Regions from separate parts of the Mus musculus genome. Here all the other regions are linked to region 1. The links are chromatin loops, found by intact Hi-C in ENCODE. Cell type or tissue: heart. All regions are shown on one strand.

Region 1 (2,500 bases):
AAGGAAGAGTCCAGAAGTGATGTCAATGTATTTTGAAGTTTTAAAGTACGACTACTTAAATCTGTCGGTGTACCCAGGAATACCATACAAGATATCCAGAAAGTTATCTTCATGTCTCCTGATTTAAGACCATTAAGGACAAAAACATAGAAGAAAAAATAGGCACCACATATTTATCCTGACAGGGTTGGCTCATGTCCATATCTGGACTGTCCTGTGTGGTGGCCAGCCATCTTCTGCAACTGTGAACACTTGAAATTTCCTTCACCCAAGAAAGAAACTGTCACTTGTTTTCAGTCAGTTTAAACATAGTTTTTAGTTTACGGAATCATAGATATAACTAAGCTGTCAGTCTTGGGTGGGATACAGAGGAGCTAGGGTAGAGCTATGAGGCTCTGAGCCTGACTCATGGTCTTCAGTGATGGGCTTTTTGGACTTGCTATGTTGATTGAAATGTTAGTAGCAGCTAGCCTCTCTTTGCCAGATCAGCTTGCAGAGAGCTAGATCTCCTGTTGTTCTTGTCTTTGACCAGGTCTAATGTCTACACTTTCCCTGCTGTCGTCTTCCACGGAAGAAGGGCATGTGAACCAGCAGTACACTCAATACTTACCTGGTGTCTTACTTAAAGCAAATATTGCCCCCCCCGAAACCGTTGATTTTTCTAGATTTGAAAATGCTCTTTTCATGTCCTCAGATTATGCTCAACTTATTTTTTTTTCTATTTCGAATTCTAGTTCATGTGGAGTGAACAAAAAACTTGAAAAAAAAAACCCACCGTTTTGAAATTGGGGTCCTCTAAACCTTTAGTTTTGAATAAATCACTAATGCTAAAAGTTTGTGACAAATCTGGGTGATTCAGTTACCTTTGGCCACCATACACTCAAAACCTGCTCCAAGAAGACAGCGGCTTCTGTCTATCCTTGGCACTATTACAGTTCCACTATGGTGGGGCTTTGTCTTTTGTGGAGCTTCTTTAATAAACACCAAGAGAAAGACTTCGTGAGTATTAGTTCTGTGATGGTTTTACACTCCAGTTCACTTGCAGACACTGAGAGCTGGAAAGAGCCCAATTAAGTTTCTCCCCTCAGCTTCCCTTTCTCTTTGGTGATGGTACTGGTAGGGAAGACTGTCCTAGCTCTTTAAATGAAAAAATTTTCCCCTGCACCTTTTATTTCCACAGCTGCCTCTGAGGGAATTGCTCCTCACAGCCTCTGCTTGGAGGAGCTCCTCGTCCTCTGAGCTTCCCTTGGCTTTTCCCTCTTCAGCTTGGCTTCTGTTCACCAGGCTTCTTTCTGCTTCCTGACCTCACGGAGCTAGCCCTTTTTATAGTAAACCGCTTGCGGTGATGTCACCCGCTCAGCTGGTTTCAATCAGCCTGCTCGGTGGAAGCTGGTAAATGACTCTGCAAGTTATCTTTTGCCTGGCCAGGCTCCTGCTGACCCCAAATAACGTGCAATTGACAACATTAACCATTTAGCAGTCCTTGCATCTCTTCACTCATAGGAGTGCTGATTGGAAATGAAGGTGCCCTTAGTTAGGTACATCAGCTTCCTGCCTTTCTTTCTCTTTCCTGCTGCCTCATTTCCACAGTGGCCACTTCTGCTTTCAAAACCGCACATCCCAGATCCCTAGCTAAGCTATCTGAAGCTCATTTCCCTCTTAGAACTTCTTCCTGGTTTGTTCCCCCCACCCCCACTTTGTTCCCCCTTTGTCTGTTTGCAGAATGGAATTTAATTATGGGTTTTCCTTGTTGTTAAAAGTTGTTGTGTCTCTTGACTTTTAATCTTCCTTACTTGAATTCTGGGTCTTATCTATTAATCTTGGGTTCTACTGGGTTAGTGTTTTGATGTTAAAATGTGAAACCTGTCTGAGAGAGAAATGGTTGGTTTCTGTTTCTCTTCCAGGAATGCTCTTCTCTCAAGTCTGTAGTTCTGACAGAGACTAGTGTGAAGTAAGATCTGTTGATTACATAGTTTATATGGTTATATTTTTAGAACATATTTTAGATTGGAAAATAGGCTTCATTGGGAAACCTTAGTTTTCATAAGTTGACTATTTGTGGATACTTCCCAGTATAGAGTACAGTATATATGAAAATTGTGTGCTATAGGATCCATGTTAGATGATCCATCAAAACTCCAAAAGTTTGGACAGAGTAAGTTTTTCACGGGTGCTGTTTAAGGGGATGGTAGGGCTTTGTCAATGGCAATGATGGGTAGAAGGATAGGGTGCTTGTGGCAAGGATGTCTGTCTAATTCATCCTCAAAGCACGGATGCTTTGGAGAAGCAACAGTGACAGGGCTGAAGTGGCGCTGCCTATGTGCATCCACCTGCAACATTGCTAACACCCATTACAATGATGGGTAGGCACCATTCATTTCCAAGTTTTATTTTTCTTGCTTGCTGACTGATTTATTGCCAATGACTGGACTCAGTCGGTCCTTCAACTCATGGGGAACCAGGATTTCGGTAGTCAGGGGGACAAGGAGTTGGCAGGATG
Region 2 (2,500 bases), 52 kb after region 1:
CAGGGTCTCACCATGTAATCTAGGTTGGCAAGGGGACCTTGTGTAGGCCAGGCTTAAGGCTAACATCATCAGGAAGCTCTGACATAAACAAAGTCGGGCTCCTGGGATCAATTCCAGGACATTTTGAATGAGCCTCTCACCTACCCATTTCCTCTTACCCTACTGGGTCTCTTCATCCCACCCACCTGAAGGTGTTCTTGCGTCTGTCTTCATCACTGGCCTCCCCTGTTATTTTGGCACATGTTTTACTGGGCTGATGGTGAGCTGCACTTTCCACTGTTCCGCATGAGATTTTTTTTTTCCGTTGCTTTCTCTAAATCAATTGTTTCCAGAAATGAATTTAAACTGAGCAGTTACTATTGGGTTTTCCTGATGTTTGTGAGAAGTTGCCCTTATACTATCACGCACTATGACAAAACTTGGGTGTAACTTTTTTTTTAATCAAGGGGGGGAAATTCAACAATTCAACAGTGACAAGGGAGTAGGTGCTTCAGCTTTTCCATAGTTCATTTCCAAACTTTATTTTTCCAAAAGGAAAAAACAAAGAGTAATTTAATAACATAGTGCAGGTTTTTCCTTAGTTAACATAAACTAAGTTATCTTAGATAATAAAAATGAAGTTACTGTTTGAACTATTATTTGCTTTTGTGGGATCTGTGAGAGCAAGACCTTATTTTTTTGAGTTATTGGTCATTTCTCTATTCCTTATGAAAAAGCAAACATGAATATATTTTTACAACTCTGCCACACTCTCTTCTCCCTCACCTTTTCTTTGTTTTCTAGAATTTTCTGCATTCCTCCTTTGTCATCTGTTTCTCTTTGCTCTTTTTTCCTTCTGTCGAGTTTATTAAGAATCTGTTCTATTCCAGTCTAATTGTGACCCACAAGCTGTGGGAGGAGAGGGGCGTATAACGACCCATTGTACTTCCTCTTGTGTTGACAAGTCATTGGCTCATTCTCAGGCCCTTGAGTCTCACTCAGGACCCCTGGCTGAGTGTTCTCTCATGCAGAATGTAGGTGAGGTTTAACTTACATGTGTTAGACTTTTGATTCTTTTTTAAAACTTCACACAGTTGCTTTTATGCAATGTCCATTGTGTACAGGTGACTGTGATGATGATACTCAGTATTGATCTCAATCGCGTTGCCAGGGTTACCCATGGAGATGTTAAACAGGACACGACGGTCTGTCACAACTGAATACACGATACCTCTGTGTATCTATTACTTTGAAAATGGAAGGGCCTCTTCCTTCTCCCTCCAGACTAGGGACGAGAGACAATGTATGACTCGAGGTTAAGTTTTCCCATTAAGGGACAGTCTGTGGCCTGAGTCTTTTCCTGCTAATTTAAATAGTAGGCCATGCTGGTGCTCTCATTCATCATGTAAACAGAACTATATTTGATAGTCTCAAAATTGAACATGCTTTTGAAAGCTCTTTAGAGTGCCAATTTATTTAAGAGAGTAGGCAGTTTAGCATGGCATGACATGTGGAATTGAGTCGACATACCTGGGTGCACACCTAAACTCTGTTACTTAACGGCAGCGGGGAACTGTCAGTGCTGTTTAACTTCCCTTTCGTAGCCTGACAGATGGCTCAGTAGTGTTTCCGAATGTGAAGTCGTGTGTAGCGATCTGCAGGTAATGGCGTGAAATGTCTTTCCCTTGGAGCTTCCTCTTCATCCCTTTGCAACTAAGAATTTCGCTTATGAAGCTGTGGCATTCTTAGACTAGATACTCTTTCTTGGTCTGGATGTTCAGTACCTTTTCTGTTGGTCAGCTCAGGAAGTTGTTAATGCAGAGTTCTGAGTTGTCCCCTCTTGGGTGGAGATTGCCTTGCTCAGCCCCTTTACTGCTCCTGTGGAGCCTTAGTGATGCAGCTTTGGATGGATCACATTTCAGCTTTATAATTTTGCTAAGTGGCATTTTTTGTTGTTGTTGTTACAGTCTATTAGAGTGCATGGCACTAAGTATTTTAGACTGGATTCCGAATACAAGGATTCTCTTTGTGAAAATTGCATAAGCTTCATCTAATTAGGAATTTACAAAACATAAAAATAACTGAAGTGAGTTTGTTTCGGTTAGAAGTAACATTGGCGTTGGAATGGTGACCAAACTTTACTCCCAAGCATTCAGAGCTGAGCCTTCATTTCCTTTCCTATAGTTTGCCATTCTCTGCCAGGGAAAAGAAAAATTGCTTAAACCATAGCTAATTAAGAAAACATTATTTTGCTTAATAGATGGCTGGGAGGTAAAGGGTGGAGAAGAAAATATGGGAAAACATTTTTGATTCCTTTTCAAGAATTAACAATGAAGGATTTTTGAGAAAGAAATATAATGAATAAAAATCAGTCTGTTATTAACAGGGTGTGAAGTGTGTATATATATATGTGTGTGTATACATATATGTATATATATACACACATATATGCATGTATATACATATATATGCATATATGTGTGTATATATGTATGTATTTCTTCCCTCTCTCTGTCTTTCT
Region 3 (2,500 bases), 78 kb after region 1:
TTTTATAATTGCTCCTCTGCAAATGTATATACATGATACTTTAAAAAAAAGCAGCTAGATATTAGTGTGACCACTCAGTTTGGTCAATCAACATGATAGATATTTATACCTCTGATATAGATGATGTGGGGTATGAACTTGCGAGCAAGACCTGGTTGCTGCCCTCCAAGGACACAGATGATAGCAGGAAACATTGTCTGCCCAACGAAAGGCACATCACAGCTCTCACTAATCTAAAGGCCATGCATGGTCTTTCTTACCTTTGGAAGTATAGCTGTCTCAAAGTCCAAACTCCTTTTCATTTTCCAAATAATAGTATAGTGGTTTCCCTGACAGTATCCACTGATTAGATTATTAGAGCTTAAAAAAAAAAAAAAGAAAAGAAAAACAAACCTAACTGGGACCCAACCTGTGCCAGGTATGAACTAGAACTCTTCAGGAAGCTTGGGACTGGGAGCGTGCTTCCTTTTCTTTCCTAAAGGCCTTCCTTGGAATCACACCACAGGTAGATACTTTTAATTTGTTAGGAGCTGAGGCAGACGCCTCTGATAATGGGGGAAATGTAGAAAAGAACTTGAAAACTGACAGGCTACCTAGTGTTTGAATGGGTCCCTCTGTTTTACTATATGAAAAAGATGCAGAATAGCCTTCTGGGTGGGAAATAACAACACAAATTGAAATAGACATCTTTTGAATGGTGGCAAGGATTATTGTTGAAAACCTGGTATGGTAGGTGGGTGAGCAAGCAACTGAAGAGTGGAATGATCTGGGCCAGTCCTGTTGTATCAACTCTGGTCAGGAACCAGGCTTTCAAGGAAACCCTGATTTTGGCAGAGGGAGGCCAATGAGTGTAAGGTATTCTTGCAGATTCCAGCTTGGTACTGCATGTCCTATGGAAAGTCTTACTCTCCAGTTTCCTATTGGCTGAGCAGAGTACTCTGAGCCTGTCGGTGGAGCAGAGGCAGAGCAGGGGCTTCAGCTTCTGCAGAGTGATTTAGAACCCTGATTCTGCTCTCTGGGCTGAGGGCATGGGCGGGCATCATCTGGGCTAACTGCTAATCTCTCCGTCTGTCTGCTTCCTGCAGTGGCGGATTTGTCTCTGGTGCAGGTCAGGATTCCCTCCATGGCTAGGCCTGCCATTTAGCACATCAGGCAGTTGCCAGGAGAACCCTCTGGCTTTGTTCCTGGATGTGAGAGTGGACCTGGGGCCAAGTTTAAGGTCACGGTAGCCCTTCCCTTGAAGCAGCTGACATCAATTAGAATTCCCCTTGCCTGCAACTCTGGGGAGAGCTAAGTGGCATTGGATTCCTAGTGGGACCTAAAAGATCAGTGTTTATTCTTACCCTACTATCATTTGTCACCAGGAAGGAGTGTGGACTTAGTTTACATGGGGACAGAATATTACCTTTCTGCAGTTTCTGAAACTTGCACTTTCAGTGGCCAGATTTTCAGGGCTCTCTCTGCAGTCCTAATCCTATTGGTACCTGGCCCAGGGGCGGCAAATCAGTAGTTCTGACCTGGCAGGTGAGGTAACACACACACACACACACACACACACACACACACACACACACACACACACACACACACACGATGGAGAAGATAATGTCTATTTTTCTCATCTTTTCACTTCTTGATCCTACCCTGTTGACCTTTCATTAACAAATGAGAAACGGGACTGAAAGTACCATGGTGGTTAGCCTTTCCAGATGGGAACACCAATCAGAGTCAACCCCTGGATGTTTTCAGAGGTCTCGAGTCTGGAACAGAGACTTTGAATATCTAATGAGTTTCTGGGTCATAATGATTCTCTTGAAATTCTGCATTGTGAGATCTGGTGTGAATAGAAGGGTCAGAGTCTCATCACTGAAGACCTTGCTCTGCCCGGGCTCTTGTCTGTATGACTAAGGCTTTCCAGGTACACTGTATTGTGGGTGCTCTTCTGTGTCAGAACAGATCTCATGTAAATATTCAACTGATTTGCTCAAAGTAAATTATAATAATAGCAAAATTAAAACATATGGGAACTCCAGGGTATATTTGTTTCTATATTTCTGTGTATGTCAGTCATATCAATAAACAGCAGTTAAATATCGGTAATTTAAGCAGCAGGTATCCTTTTATCATTTTCCCTATTTCTAACTCCCCCTCCAAATTTATTAATATTTGTCTTACTGCAGTAGTTTGGAAGTTTGAAGTGCCATATAAATTAGTTAGAAATTTCTGTTTTAAAAAAAGATATTAGTTTTTTTAAATTTATGTGTGTGTATGTGTGTGTCTAGGTATGTGAGTGCCACCATTATGCAAGTGGCTTTCAAGGCCAGAAAGGATGTCAGATCCCTTGGAGGTAGAATTACAGGGCCACCTGATATGCGTGCTGGGAATCCAACTGTGGTCTTCTGTATGAGCAGCAAGTGCCCATAACATTGAACCATAACCCCAACATCCGAGGTCATTGCTAAAATAAGGAATCTGTAGGTTAAATTTTGTTGTTGTTTTG

What was found. Hi-C counts contacts between places; a loop is a spot of excess contacts. Peaks named below come from ENCODE experiments on the same cell type or tissue, not always from the same donor. Only the 100,000 strongest peaks of a DNase experiment are listed, where the experiment ranks them.
Region 2: it touches region 1 in a loop (2.1-fold over the local background); 3 of 42 quality-filtered maps call a loop at or near these places.
Region 3: it touches region 1 in a loop (1.8-fold over the local background); 2 of 42 quality-filtered maps call a loop at or near these places.

Annotation. Positions count from the first base shown.
Region 1 is chr3:136,724,064-136,726,563 of GRCm38, forward strand. All of the region lies in intron 1 of Ppp3ca (protein phosphatase 3, catalytic subunit, alpha isoform), which reads left to right. Among named protein-coding and RNA genes, the nearest start is that of Ppp3ca, 55 kb to the left of the region's middle. In heart, no CTCF peak of the experiment used is centred here; a DNase peak (open chromatin) is centred at 1,338; H3K4me3 peaks cover 748 bases; H3K27ac peaks cover 694 bases.
Region 2 is chr3:136,776,428-136,778,927 of GRCm38, forward strand. All of the region lies in intron 1 of Ppp3ca (protein phosphatase 3, catalytic subunit, alpha isoform), which reads left to right. Among named protein-coding and RNA genes, the nearest start is that of Ppp3ca, 110 kb to the left of the region's middle. In heart, no CTCF peak of the experiment used is centred here; no DNase peak of the experiment used is centred here.
Region 3 is chr3:136,801,608-136,804,107 of GRCm38, forward strand. The region is part of intron 2 of Ppp3ca (protein phosphatase 3, catalytic subunit, alpha isoform); the gene reads left to right. Among named protein-coding and RNA genes, the nearest start is that of Ppp3ca, 130 kb to the left of the region's middle. In heart, no CTCF peak of the experiment used is centred here; a DNase peak (open chromatin) is centred at 1,184.